3 separate regions of the Mus musculus genome follow, and all the other regions are linked to region 3. Evidence: chromatin contacts called from ENCODE Hi-C or POLR2A ChIA-PET data. All regions are on one chromosome and are shown on one strand. Each heading gives the region's core, a stretch centred on a gene start or an enhancer-like site at or near the end of the contact. The rest is flanking DNA. Distances are from core to core; before and after follow the strand shown.

Region 1 (4,502 bases), core at 9-2,508, 41 kb before region 3:
AAGAACAGCCTTTAGGTAAGAACTATCCAGGCCTAGGAAATTGCTTGATTTGGAGTATCTTTTTAGTACTGGGTACATTTCAAAGTAATAGAAATTTCCTCAGTTCTTTCTATTGTGGCTGCTGTATGTGGTGTCAGCTCAGACCTTTAATCCTTGTGCCAGGGGAATGGAGGGAGGAGGAAAAGGTTTGGGGCAAGCAGGGTTACACAGATTCCAGGTCAGACTGACATGAAAGTGAGTCCTTATCTCAACAAAATAAAAGCTGGTTATGCAGTGGATGGGGGGGGGGTGGGTATGCCCAGGGCGCGCGCGCACACACAAACACACACACACACACACACACACACACACACACACACACACACAATATACGGTAAGTGAACTGTTTCTCTTCTGTCCCCTAGCCTCCTACATCATCCACAATTACTGTTTCTGGGCTGATAATTACTGTTGGTAGCACTTAAAATCAGAATTTTGAGTGCCAGACATTTTTGCCGTTTCTCAGCTGAAATCTAGCGTGTCTGGTGTGTGTATGTGTGTGGGGAGGGGATGTTATGCAGAAGTGTAAGTGCCCATTGTGACAGTCTTCACTCAGGCACGAATGCCAGGCAGCAGCGCCATAGCAACCGGATCCCGGTCTTGGAGGCTCTCAGGGGATTTGCTGTGTCCTGGGAAAAGGCCACACTCTCTGGACTCACGTTTTTTGTTTTGTTTTGTTTTTAACGTAAATTATATCCATCGGAAGCGGTTTACACACGCCCACACGCCACTCTTGTCCTCTTCATCTTCTAGAATCTTTGTTTAGGAGGATCCAAAGTGATTTTTCTTTCCCTAAAGCGTATGTGCTAGTAGAAAGGAACGAGGCCCAAAGAAATTAGAAGAGATGTCTCCACACTTCTGAGCCTATGTATCCTTCACACATCCCCACCGGTCTTTTCTCGTCTGTGTTGCCTCCCAGGCAGGCAGCTAGTCAGGGGAAAGCCAAGAAGTAAGATGCCGAGCAGCCCTTTCCTCCAGCCATTGGTGGGGATGCCCTACCGGGTCTCCAAGGCTGCCGGCGCCGCTCCCAGGAAAACTCCAGGCTTCGCCGCCGAGCAAACCGGCCAGAGACAAACGCGCTGCACAGGGTTCTGGCCCAGACCTGTGGCTGGGGCGGGGCTAGGGGGCGTGTCCTCACGTGATTGGCCAGCCTGGTCTGGAGGCGGGACTGCCGGACGGACGCTGACAATGAGCCTCCATAAAAGGGAGCGGCGGGGTTGGGGGCCCCGGATCGAACCCTCCCCGCCCGGGGTCGTGACGCGTTGAAGCCCGTGGCTGGCGGGGCGGCCGGGCGAGCGGCGGGTGAGCTAGGCGAGCCGCGGGCCCGGGGTGGTCCGGGGCAGGAGGCGGCCGCCACAGGCGGTGCGCCGAGGTCTGTGCGAACGTCCTCGGCTATCCGGTCGCCCTTCTTCGCCTCGCCATGGCCCTGAAAGCCAAGGGCGCCGCGGCTCTGGATTGCTTCGAGGTGACGCTCAAGTGTGAGGAAGGGGATGATGACGACGAGGCCGTGGTGGTGGCCGTGATCCCGCGGCCCGAGCCGATGCTCCGAGGTGAGGGGGGGGACACCTCACTTCCGCTTGGTGGTCCGGGACTAGATCTCCAGGTCCCGGTCCCCGGTTCCCGGTCCCCAGGCGCTTCCCTGGGCCGGCATCTGCAGCCCCAGAGGGCCCTTCCCTGTCCGGTCCGCGGCTACGGCGCCCTCGCTCCTCCCCCACCGGGTTTGGAATCCCAGGCCTCTCGGAGCCCCCCTTCCTCCGCCGCCCCTCCCCCGCTCAGGGTCTAGAGACTTCCATCCACACCGAAGGAGCGGTTCAGGTCTTCCGGTTCCCTGCGCCCCCTCGGGCCCAGAGTAGAGGCCGGATTCCCAGTACAGTGGTTTGTGCCCGGCTGTTGTCTCCCGGTTCCGGTCTGTTTCTTAGGCCGAGGGGCGACCAGGCCTCTAGGCCCCAGGCTAGTCCCCCGTAGTGATAACGGAGGTGAAGGCTGGCGCGGCTGGCGACCTCCAGAGAGGGGAAATAACCCAGTAAGTAGAAGCCTCCACCCGTCCTCAATCCTCTAGGCCTTCTGTTTCAGGAGCCACAGGTGTCAAGTCTAAAACCCGGCATTTGAATGGAATTGCTAGTAGCACCCCGTTTGAGAAAAGCGGGACTTGCTTGGGGGTGGGTAACAAGCCATGTCATCTACATGGAGATTAGTCACCAAAGGAGGTGTTTGAGGGACAATCTGGGAATACATTGCTCTCCCTTCCCGTCCTCCTTCCCCAGCCTCTCTGGTCCAAAGGAGAAAACAAAGAGCTACCTTTGTGGAAGATAATTAGTCATGAAAAATGCAAATATTTCCTTAGGGTGGAATACCTGTTTCCCTTAAGCATGACAGTACCCAGAATAGATTGAGAACCAAATTGGTCATTGTGTTTCTTTAACTCATTTTTGGAGATGGGAGGGAAGGTTAGGAAATTGGGGGGTGGGGCACATTCCTCTCACTGTTTGGTGCATCACACAGGTTATTTTTTACTTGTGCTGGTTTATAGAGTGCTTAACCAAGATGGCTTCATCACTGTGAGAGGGAAGTAGACATCTACAGAGGTTCATTCTTCAGCTTTAGTGGGCAGCTATATGCCAAGCATATAGCTTCAGGCAGAGCTGAGAATGGTAAACAGTAGGGACCAGGGTAAGTGAAACCCTGCTCTTAAGTGTGCATCCAGTGGTAGCCAGCAGGTAAATATCGAATAGTATGTTAGGTGGCAGTGAGTTCTCTTTGTTGTGTGTGTCTGTGCCTGTGTCTGTTTGTCAGTTGCGTCAAGTATGAAGAGATCTGGGCAACTCTTGGGAGTCAGTTCTCACAGCACTGTGGCATTGAATTTGGTTCATCAGGGTTGGCAGTAAGAGCTCTTACTAGCCCAGTCTTCTCCCTGCCCAGTAATCAGTTCGTTTAGAGACTACAGAATGGGGATAAAGAGAAATGAGAGGCTAGTTAGAATTTGTTTCTCTTGTTAGGAAAAGTATCTCTAGTAAGAATGAAAGAGAGCTTAGAAGACCAAGTGGAAAGATTTTAGAAGCCTCTTGGCTTAGCTCAAGGTTCTAAGAACATCTAGAGTATGAGAAAGTGGATGAGTTCAAAGTATTATTCTTTGGGCTCAGCACAGTGGTGCACATCTTTAATTCTGTCACTCAGGAGGCAGAGGCAGGCAGACTTGGGAGTTTCAGGTCATCCTAGTCTATATAGTTGCAGGCCAACCAGAGCTATAGTGAGATAGTTTTGGTTTGGTTTGGTTTGGTTTGGTTTGGTACAGAGACAGGGTTTCTCTGTATAGTCCTGGCTGTCCTGGAACTCACTCTGTAGACCAGGCTGGCCTCGAACTCAGAAATCTGCCTGCCTCTGCCTCCCAAGTGCTAGGACTAAAGGCGTGTGCCACCACCCCCGGATGAGATAATGTTTTCTAAAAGAAAAAATAAGGTGTTGGTTTTTTTGTTTTGTTTTGTTTTGTTTTTGTCTTAGTTACTTTTCTATTGTGACAAACACCATGACCAATGCAAAGTATAAACAAAAGGTGTTTATGGGACTTCCTGGCATACACCTTTAAATCTTAACATTTGAGGCCCAGGGACAGCCAGGGTTACATAGGAAAACCCAGTCTCAAAACACCAAAACTATAGTTTTGGGTTTTTTTAAAGTTGAGTGTTTAGGGTTAGAGTCCATGACCATCATAACTAAAAGCATGACAGCAGGCAGGCATAGTTCTGGGGCAATAGCTGAGAGCTTAACCTGTTCCACAAGCACAAGGCAGAGAGAGAACAGGCGGTAACTGGGGGAGGCAGAGAGAAAGAGCATATGTACTAACTGGGAATGGCATTCGGCATTTAAAAGCTCAAAGCCTAGAGATCCACCACCTCTTACAAACCACACCTTCTAATTCTCAAACAGTTCCACTATCCATGGACCAAGCATTCATGAGTATGAGTCTTTTGGAGGCCATTGTCACTCAAACTACCAGTCTTGTTACTTGAAAGTGGAAGGATTATCTCCCAGTTTACTGAGACTGCTGCGGTGTAGATTGGGAATAGGCTTTGAATATTGTTAAATTCAACGTCTCTTATAGGCTCTAGGATCATGATTAGGTAGGTAGTTGGATATCGACATCTAGAATTCTCTTGGGTGTCTTGCCTGGGTATAAATATGAGTTGCCAGGCCTGATATGCTTATCAGGCTTGTAATTTGAGTTACTCAGGAGTCTGATGCAGGAGGATCACAAATTCTCAGCCAGCCTGGATAGTAGATCTTGTCTCAGAGTAAAAAAGATAGCTAGAAATAGAGTTCATTGGTGAATACTCAGCTAGCTACCAAGTACAAGTCTATGGCCCTTCAGTCAGTCCCACTACTGCTGAAGGAAAGTATGGGAGTTGTCAGAAGGCAGCAGGTGAGAATTACCCAAAGGAGGAGGCCAAAGGGATCAAAGAGCTGAG
Region 2 (4,734 bases), core at 1,332-3,831, 34 kb after region 3:
CGGGTGGGGGCAGGCTCTGCTCAGCTTGCTGGGTGTGCTGCTTGCCTGCCAGGCCATGAGCATGCACGAAGGCTTCCTGCTCACTGAAGGCTGAATTGCCTGGAGGCCTGAGGGAAATAGACTGTGTCGTAGTGCCTTGCCCTGGGCCTCGTGGCCACATTCCTGACTGGGAGGAGCAGGGAGTTTGCGGATGGGGCAGATGAAGTCTTTGGAAAGAGACAAATCACCCTTTTAACACCTTGAGTTTAGAATTGATGTTTCATTTCAGTGTTTTCAATCCTAGCCTAAAATTTTTCAGCGTGTGGGCCTAGTGTCCACAGAATGCTGGGCAAGGCTCCTACGAGAGTCAGGCTTCTTCGCAGGCCCACTTGATATTAGCCAAGATCAGGAAGTGGGCTTCATGACAGGCAGCCCCTTCTCACTTTCTGCCTCCATCTCAGGGCCAGGCCTAGAAAGCTTGAGCGCGTACTCTATTCACCCTGGACAGAGCCTCAGAGCCTTTACAATGTGGAGACAGGTCCTAGGAGGGAGAGTGATTTGTTCAGAGTTATATAACTTGTTTGGGCAGATTTGGGTCTTGACTAGATCTCCCCTGGGGCCCTTGGTACTTGCCCCATAGCCCTCACTTGAATGGTGGTTCTCCTTAGAAGGCTTGTAGACTTCTATGTCAGGAAGTGATCTGGGAAAGGACAGGTGGAAGGGCAGCAGGGCAGCAGGTCCCAGCTTAGCACACCAAAGACACTGGGTTCTTGCCAGGGACTATGACCATTCAGGTGCCAGAAGGCCCTAGGGGATGAATTTAAAACAGTAGGTAGCATTCCATCCCTGGCTCAGGTCAAAAGGGTCACATGGATCAGAGCTGGGTTAAGGGCTATTGGGTAACAAGGAAATCAGGGCACCATGACCCCATAATATTCAGTTTGACTTAGGAAAGCGTTTCTGGAGGCCTTGCTAGTGGCTGTTGCTGCTGGGCCAGGGCACCAAGAACACAGAAGTGACTGAATCCTGAAAACTTCCCTGGGGACTGCTTTTATTTTTGTATACCACTAAGCAAGATAACCACTAAGGAGACCAGCCAATGAGCAGCAGCAGTCCCTCCCCTACAGCTAAGCTGAGAATGCTGAGGGAGACACAGTAGACTCGGCTAAGTAAGTTAGGTGGAAGCTAGCTGGAAAGCTTCCTCATAAGAGTAAAGTCTGACCTGAGCTGACAAGAAGGAAGGATGGGAGCTCTGTGGATAGAATATAGCCCAGGGAAGGAGGAGAGCTACAGCAAAACCCTAGCAGTCTATAAACAATGCAAACCTTGCAGGTAGGTGTCTGGGGCCTAGTTGCTGCCAAGTAAAGGAAGTCAGCCAGCCCTTCATACAGTGGTAGAAACGGTTGGGAAACCTGAGTCCAGTTGGAAATCACCTACCTACCTACCTACCTACCTACCTTCCCACCTTCCTTCCTTCCTTCCTTCTCTCTCTCTCTCTCTCTCTCTCTTCCCCCCCTTTCTCCCCCCCCCCACATACTCACATAGATGTATTAGATGTAAGTTGATTGTAGGAAAGGGTAAGAGATTTTTATTTTCTATACATTTGCCTTTTTGTTTTGCGTATGTGAATGCAATGTAGGTCAGAGGAGAACTTGGAGGAATTGGTTCTGTCTTTCCACCCTTGAATTTCTAGGGACCCATCACAGGTCATCAGTCTTGGCATTGTATCTATTTGTGCTGAGCCATCCTACCAGCTTGAGACAGAATTGTATGAAAGGTGTGTTTGGGGTTTGACTCTCTATGCCTAGTATACGGGGCACCTTGTTGACGGAATGCTCACTTGGTGCTCCCTCTACTACCACAAGCCATGTTGTACAGGAGGGAGGAGAGATTTATGTATGTGGGCAGTAGGCTGTCTGAGGGTTTAGTCCCTGTGAGAGACTTTGCTTTGCAGCAGGGTTAGCTGGAGACACTGGTACAGCCAGAGATCAGGTTTGCTTTCCCTTTTCCATAGGGAATGACTCTTTGTCTTGGCTGCCACTAAAGGTTCTAGGGGGTCAGTGTGCTGTAGTAATTGGTGAAAAAGAAGAATCTAATGACTGCCTTGCCCCCACCCCTACCTCAGACATTCCTGTTTGTCACCAAACAGCACCTTTCAGTAGTAGTCTTGGGATCTATTCTGGGGAAGGGAGCACCCTCCTTTCTCTGCAGAAGCCTCATGTGTAGCTTCTGCTCTACACTTGACTACAGACAGGATTCCACAGCACAGATAACAAGAGCCTCTCTTCTTATCCTTCAGTCACAAGTGCTCAGACCTTACTTGAGATAACCGAGATGACCATGCTTCGTACTACAGGGCAAAGGATCAGAGCCTGACCTCAGGCTAGAAGGAGCTGTGTCTGCCTTGGAGGCTTCATGAGGCAGCTTTTACTGCTTGCCTGTCTCCCTCCAGGGATGTGCTGTATATCATGCAAGTCTGCCTTTTCCCAGAGAGCATGCACCTGCAGTGTTCTAGTTTGAATAGGAGATTTATTCAGCGTTCTTGGCAGGAGCCCAGCCCACTTCTGCCCAGGTTGGTTCTCCTCCCCTTTCCAGCTTGTTTGATGTGCTTGTTGCCCAGAGTTCTTAGGCAGCCGATCAGCTCTGTAGTGGCTAGAGATTGGAGATCTTGCAGCGGGAACACAGCTGCCCCCTTTCCAGGCCTCTAGGGTGGGGCTTGAAAATAGAGAATCATAATCTCTCCGCCTCCTCTTCCTCCTCCTCCTCCTCCTCCCCACTCCCATGCTGCCAGGCAAACTGGAGTGACCAACTCTGAGCGGGACTCAGCTTGCCCGCTTCACTGCTCTGTACAGCAGCAGTGATCTGGAAGAGATTAATGGACAGTGAGCATATGAGCTTTGTGCCTTCTTGGACTAGCAGACTGATTCTTTTGTGGAGACCAGGGCTCCTTAGAGGCAGTGGTGACCTCACCAGGTATCAGGCAGGTTTGCCCGAGGCCATTGTGTTCTTTAACTTCCTGGGAAATGAAGAATACTTCCACCACACTCCTGCTGCCCTGGAAAGCTAGGTCCTGGGTTCTGTCCTTGGAACCCCTTGTAGTACAATGCCCCTTAACCAGGCTTCTCGCTGGGTGGTTTTTTTGATTTGTTTTTTGAGACAGGGTCTTACCATGTAGACCAAACTGGCCTTCCAGGTGGTAAGAGTGTAGGTGTGCATCACCACACCCAGCTAAACGATGCTGTGCCCAGTCACTGAATGTGGCTGGGTGTTACAGTCAAGTTTTCAGTTTTTTAAAACTTTATACAATTTATTAAATTGTATGTGTTTTATATTCATGACGGGCTGAATGGGTGTACCATGAAGTGTGCACGAAACTCAGAGGACAACTCGCTGGAGTAGGCTCTCTCCTTCCACTGTGTAGGTCTCAGGGGTCACACTTAGATCATTAGGCCAGTCAGCAAGTACCTTTGTCCTGTCAGCCATCTTGCCAACACATCTTGTTTCTTTAGTAGCAGCTGGTAGAGGAGGCACCTTCCCTGTCTCACAGGATTGTGAGGTTGGGAAAGTGCTGTTTCTTGCTGGAAAGGGGATGTGGTGGGGGCACAGACTGTACAGACTGCCTGCCTGCCAGTGGCTTCATCTTGTTTCTATTTGGCTGACTAGAGGCAGCGCCACCTTAGTCTTTTGCTGACCTCTGTGGTCAGCTAGGAAGCATCACTGGCAACAACTTCCTGCTGGCATGAGTACCTAAAGCAGAGCCCAGCGTGCTGAGGGGGAGGATTGGTTACTTAGGGTCAATGGAAACTGGAGCTGGGGAGGAGTGTGGTGACATTGCCGGAGGCCAGCTTCTGCAGCCTGACTGCCTGGAACAAAGGCCAAGAGCCCAGTGCCTTCCCTGCCTGTGTCTGGCTGGTGGTTATCATTGTCAGGTTGACCTCCAGGCACAGTAGATGATCCTGACTCTGCTGTCTCAGTCCTGTGGATCCTAGAGCTGGACCTCAAAGCAGTTTTCTTTGTCCTAGCAGTTCTGACATTGGTTAGGGTGAGATGTGATCACTGGAAGGCCTGTTTTGGTGTTTTGCTTTTAGCTGAGAGTTTGATTTTCTGAAAATGGAACTCCCTTTAAGTATACACCTGCCATATGTCCTCTTTGGGCTACATGTGAGCCCAGTGGTAAAGCCCTTGGCTGAATTTGAGCCCCAGCACCCGAGTTAAGTAAATAGAAGCCTCCCTTCTCCCCCCTGCATGTGCACCTGCTTCTTAGAGAGTCAGAAAGGGTTTGCCTGGGTATTTATTCAATTGGAACTTTTCCCCCCTGAGACAGGGTCTCACTACATAGACCTGGCTACCTAGAACTAGACCAGGCCGGCCTTAAACTCGGGGATCCACTTGCCTTTACTTCTTAAGTTCTGGGATTTAAGATTACAGGTGAGCACTACCACCACACCTGAACAACTTGGGACTTTTTAGAAGCTTTCTGTCACTCATATGCTTAGCCTTCCATCTCACCCCAAATAAACCAAACTAACATTTCATGTACAGAGCTGGGGGCAGAGTTAAACAGTGCCTCACAGTCACTGAAGGGCTGAGTAGTGTTTGGTGTAGGTAGCTGGTTTGGCATTTGGTTAGAGATTTCTTTTTTATATTTGAGCAAATGGTTTCTTGGCAGGAGCCTTCTGTACTGTGCTCTCAGTGCTTGCCCCATGTCCAAGGTTTGCCCCTCTGCTCCTCTCCCCTCCTCTTCCCCGCAGGTTG
Region 3 (4,209 bases), core at 327-2,826:
ACTTAAACATTGTAGAATATTTTAAAAGTCATTTAGGGCTGGGCATGGCAGTGCACACTTGCAATCAAAGTGGTGAGGAAATGAAGGCCGGGGATCAGTAGTTCAACCATCCTTGGTTACATATCATGGCCAGCCTGGGCTACTTAATACCCTGTTTCCAAAAAAAGCAAAAACAAAAGAACAACAAAAACTTGGATGGACAGGGTGGTTGGTGCACACCTTTAATCCCAGCCCTTGGGAAGCAGAGGCAGCTCCAGGAGTTCTTGGTCAGTCTGGTCTACAGTGGGAAACTGTGTCATAGAATCGAAACTAACAGCAGAAAGGAAATGTTATGTGTAATTTAAAGAAATATTTATTTGTATGTGCCTATGTTTGTGCTTTTATGGGTTTATGTGTATCACTGGCATGCGGGTGCTGGTAGAGGCCAGAGGGCATCATTTCCCCTGGAATTGAAGTTACAAGGGGTAGGGAGCCATCTGATGTGGATGCTGGGACCTGACCAGATTCTCTGGAAAATAGTACAGGCTCTGAATGAGCCAGCATTCTGACCTATGTTGTAGTATTTATCTATTTAACTTTTGTGTATATGAGTGTTTAGCCTGTATGTACGTCTGTGCAACCTAGTGGAAGCCAGAAGGTGTCAAACCACCTAGAACTAGTTAGACAGTTGTTAACCACCATATGGGTGCTGGGTACTAAACCTCAGTCCTCTGGGAGAGCAACCAGTCCTTCCTCTTGACTTCTGAACCATCTCTCCAACTCATTTTATATATATACATATACATACATATGTATATATATTATACACACACACATATATACATATATAATTACATTTTTATTTAGTGTATAGGGTAGCATGCTCATGGAACAATGTTTTAGACTTGGTTCTCCCCTTTCACTATGTGGATCCCCATGGATCAAACTGAGTTATTTTGCTGGCCTTTGTTATGTGATTCCATGCCAAGATCACGCAAGCATTTTTCTCAATACTGAAAAAAATACTGTACCTTAAAGGTGTGTTAAGTTTCAAGGACGCTGACCCAGTGCCTGTCCGACCTGGTGTCTGTCCCAGGCTTTACAGAGGAATGAGGGGACTGACTCAATATAAGGCTGACATAGACTTCTAGAAGCCAAGATAGTCGCAAGATGGGCGGGTGTGCAAAGCAGGAGACAGGCAATAGGATGACACTACACTTGGCAGTTGACTCACACGTTGATAGCAAGGTTGAGCGATAAAGTGGGTTTTATGAGCTAAACATGCGGATGGGAAGTTGGCGTTAGGCTCAAAGGACATCAGTTGTAGGAACAGCTAATAGCGGTATTTTCTAAGTCAAACAACAGGTACAGGTGACCCACGCCTGTTCAAGGTTTGAAAATAACCGAAAACTGACGGAAAGAAACGAAGAGATAGATTCTTAGCCTCGGCAGCTCTCGGGTGTTGCCGGAAATGGCTGACTACCGCTCTCGGCCGAGCGACGGAACGGGGGCGTGGCCGGTTTAGCACACGCGGAGCCTCTTCGGCTGTTTCCGGAAACTGCCGAAAGCTTGCTCCAAGTGGGCGGAGAAAGGCCGGTAGGCGTGGCTGCTGGTTGGCTCTGGAGGTGCGGGGAGTCTCTTCGTGGATTTCCGTAAACAGAGCCGAACCTCGGTCTTCGGAATCTAGGAGGTGCGCGCGTCCCCGGGGATTACCTTCTTCGGTAGTTTCCGGAATTCACCCATCGTCTGGGCCGAGAGGAAAAGGCTCTTCCCCCTCCCGTTCCTAGTTGTTTCGGATGTTTCCGGCTCTTGCCGGCGGAAAGAGCCGAGGGCTGGCGGTGGTGGCGGCCATGTTGGGAGCAGCAGGTCCGGCGGCGGCTGCCTGTGTGTCGGGCGCGGAGCAGTGCGGCTGAGGGCAGGGGAGGAGCGAGGCAGGCGGCCGGCTGCGGCGGTTGAGAGTAGGCGGAGCGGCGCGGCCGGGCCGAAAGGCGGCACAACCCAGCCGGGGGTCGGGGGGGGGGGTGCGGTCCGGAGCCGCTCGGAGCCGGCGAGGCCTAGCCCGAGCGGTGCATCACCGGGCTGGCGTGAGCCATCGCCCGGCCTCCCCGCACCCCCGGCCGGGGCCCATGCAGCGGGTGCTCCTGCTGTGAGAAGCCCCGCCCGGCCGGGCTCCTAGCCTTCCCTTCCCTATCTTCCTCCAAGCTTCTCCATTCCCTCCCCTGAGATACCGGCGCCATGTCCAGCGCTCGGACCCCCCTACCCACGCTGAACGAAAGGGACACGGAGCAGGTAAGGAGCCCTCAGGGCTCCCCTAATTCTGTGACTGGGCCCCTGCACCTTACGGAGGCTCCCTCCCTCAGTTCTCCTCGTGCTCCTGCTTTCTTCTACAAGCCTAGGCTGTCATCTGGCCCTGGGTTCCAGCCCTTCACATCCCTCTTCCGAATCCTGACCTGGGACCCACGTCGTCCTGACTGAACTGCACACTTGTATTTCTGCCAAACGCCCCTCGCCTCTCACCGCCCTCCTGCGCTCTTCCGTGCTATCTCCCCAGCTTCCCCCTCTCTTCCCTTTTCTCTCAGGGGCCTTTCTGGTCTTCCTCCACCCACGCTTAAAGCAGCCACCTTCCTGCTCCTCGAATAATACCCCGCGATTTGCCGCGGATTGTTGCCCACCTCTTTCTGCATCTCTCTAGCTTTGTACCCTCTCTACCCGCACCGGCTCTCACAATCCTCGGTTTTCTCCCTCAAGAGTCCGTGTCTCGGGAGTGTGTTCTCGGTCCCTTTCCCCTTTCACTTCCCCAGCTTTTTCTATCCTCCTTTCCCGTTCCAAATTGGGCTCTCCCTGTTGCTTGCAACCCACCAGCTCCACCCTCGTCACCTTTCCAAATCGTTCGCCTACTCCTTGCTCATCACTTTCCCTTCTTTTCGGCAGGAGCTCCCAGGCTCCTGGCACTGGCATGTGTCGCTTCCGTGTTTCCCATACAGCTGTCATGCGCATAGTTTTCCCACAGGTTGCCTTTGGGGTTCCAGTCACCGCTCCCTTCAGAGTCTTTGGATCACTCCTGTTCTCTTCCCCCTGGGGTTTGGCATTTAAGTCCTTGGGCCTCCTGTCTGAATGCTCTTCCAGATTATCCCTGGGCTCTCCTCTACCGTGGGAAAGTCAGTGTTTTAGTCTGGCTGTATTAACATAACCTGTTGCTCACTCTTTTGCGGGCTGCATCAGCTGCATCAGTCCCTACTTTACTGCCTACTTACACTGCAACACAAATTCCGATACTGTCTTTCCAAACTGGTGGCTGTCACTTCTCATAGTATCATAGTATCTTTCTTGTTTGCTACTTCCTATTGCTCAACCTTCCCCCATCTCTCTTACAATACCTCCTTAATCAGTGCTGCCTTTCCTGTCCTAATGGGTCTCCTCCTCCCCTCCCAGTCTGTTTACAGCTTGTATGCTCTGTCCATTCCCTTTCTCTTAGCTAGCCTTTGCGGGTCCCAGGGTGTATGCTAACTGCTTATGCTGCGCACCAGCTCCTGGGCTGGCCTATGCTCTCCCTTTCTCATCCTGGCAATCACTGCTTTTTGTCACCCAAGCTTTTGCCTTTTCTGTGTCGTCCTCTCACCTATGAGCCATTGCTTCCACTTCACACTTCTCTCCTTTGTTTCACTGTCTCTAGTGTCCCTCTCTGCCTGCCTTTTGGACAGTCCCTTGCCTGTCACATGTTTCTGGGTGAATTTTACTAAACACAAACTCGTTGGAAAGGAGCAGGCTTTACTCAGCACACCCTGGTGTTTCCCTCCTGTTCCCTGTTTTCTCTGTAGCCAGGTAGGCTCGCGATGCTGCTGTGTTTGCTTAGCATCAACTTCCTTCTTTGAGAACCCTCTTTATCTCTTTCCTGTGCTTTGCTGCTGTTACTCTCCTGCTGTCTGTACCTGGAGCTAAAGAAGCATCCGGACAGTTTTCTGACACGATGGACCCATAACACATAGGGGCTGTGTGCTCTTGGGCCAGAGCAGGGGGTTGAGAGGGAGGGATGGTTGATTGATTTCATGCCTGGTCTGGCAGCTAGTCCTGCCTGGGACAGAGATCTTCAGAAACTGAGGAGCTTGGTCTGTGTTGCACAGTCCCTTGCTTGCCAGCAGTGTCTCTTGGGAAACACTTTGTCCAGGCTCTTCTGAGGCTGGTCCGTGCATCCTCCTTTCTCCTACTTCTCGCAGTAGCTAGACCTCAGTT

Evidence for each region. Hi-C counts contacts between places; a loop is a spot of excess contacts on that map. ChIA-PET counts read pairs that join two places held with the same protein, here RNA polymerase II (POLR2A).
Region 1: a map of heart shows a loop between it and region 3 (4-fold over the local background). The contact joins the promoter of 1700105P06Rik here to the promoter of Mark2 in region 3. A Hi-C loop is called at or near these places in 8 of 37 maps with a recorded cell type or tissue (T-helper 17 cell, adrenal gland, gastrocnemius and 2 more). POLR2A ChIA-PET finds 5 or more read pairs at or near these places in 3 of 5 experiments (Patski and embryonic stem cell).
Region 2: a loop to region 3 is called in a map of gastrocnemius, with 4 times the contacts of the local background. The contact joins the enhancer-like site here to the promoter of Mark2 in region 3. A Hi-C loop is called at or near these places in 12 of 37 maps with a recorded cell type or tissue (T-helper 17 cell, adrenal gland, gastrocnemius and 2 more). POLR2A ChIA-PET finds 5 or more read pairs at or near these places in 5 of 5 experiments (Patski and embryonic stem cell).

What each region holds. Positions count from the first base shown.
Region 1 is chr19:7,379,759-7,384,260 of GRCm38, reverse strand. 1700105P06Rik (RIKEN cDNA 1700105P06 gene) reads right to left here and starts at 1,258. Exons shown (of 1, transcript NR_045703.1): 1 at 700-1,258. It overlaps Spindoc (spindlin interactor and repressor of chromatin binding), which reads left to right and starts at 1,235. Exons shown (of 6, transcript NM_001033139.3): 1 at 1,235-1,589. The coding sequence starts at 1,460.
Region 2 is chr19:7,306,165-7,310,898 of GRCm38, reverse strand. All of the region lies in intron 1 of Mark2 (MAP/microtubule affinity regulating kinase 2), which reads left to right. Among named protein-coding and RNA genes, the nearest start is that of Gm17227, 11 kb to the right of the region's middle. Within about 2 kb of position 2,581, at least 2 of the 3 ENCODE cell types and tissues checked have a DNase peak (open chromatin) inside an H3K27ac peak, as active enhancers do; they include gastrocnemius and heart, where a contact is called at or near this core.
Region 3 is chr19:7,339,227-7,343,435 of GRCm38, reverse strand. It overlaps Mark2 (MAP/microtubule affinity regulating kinase 2), which reads left to right and starts at 1,576. Exons shown (of 18, transcript NM_007928.3): 1 at 1,576-2,268. The coding sequence starts at 2,215.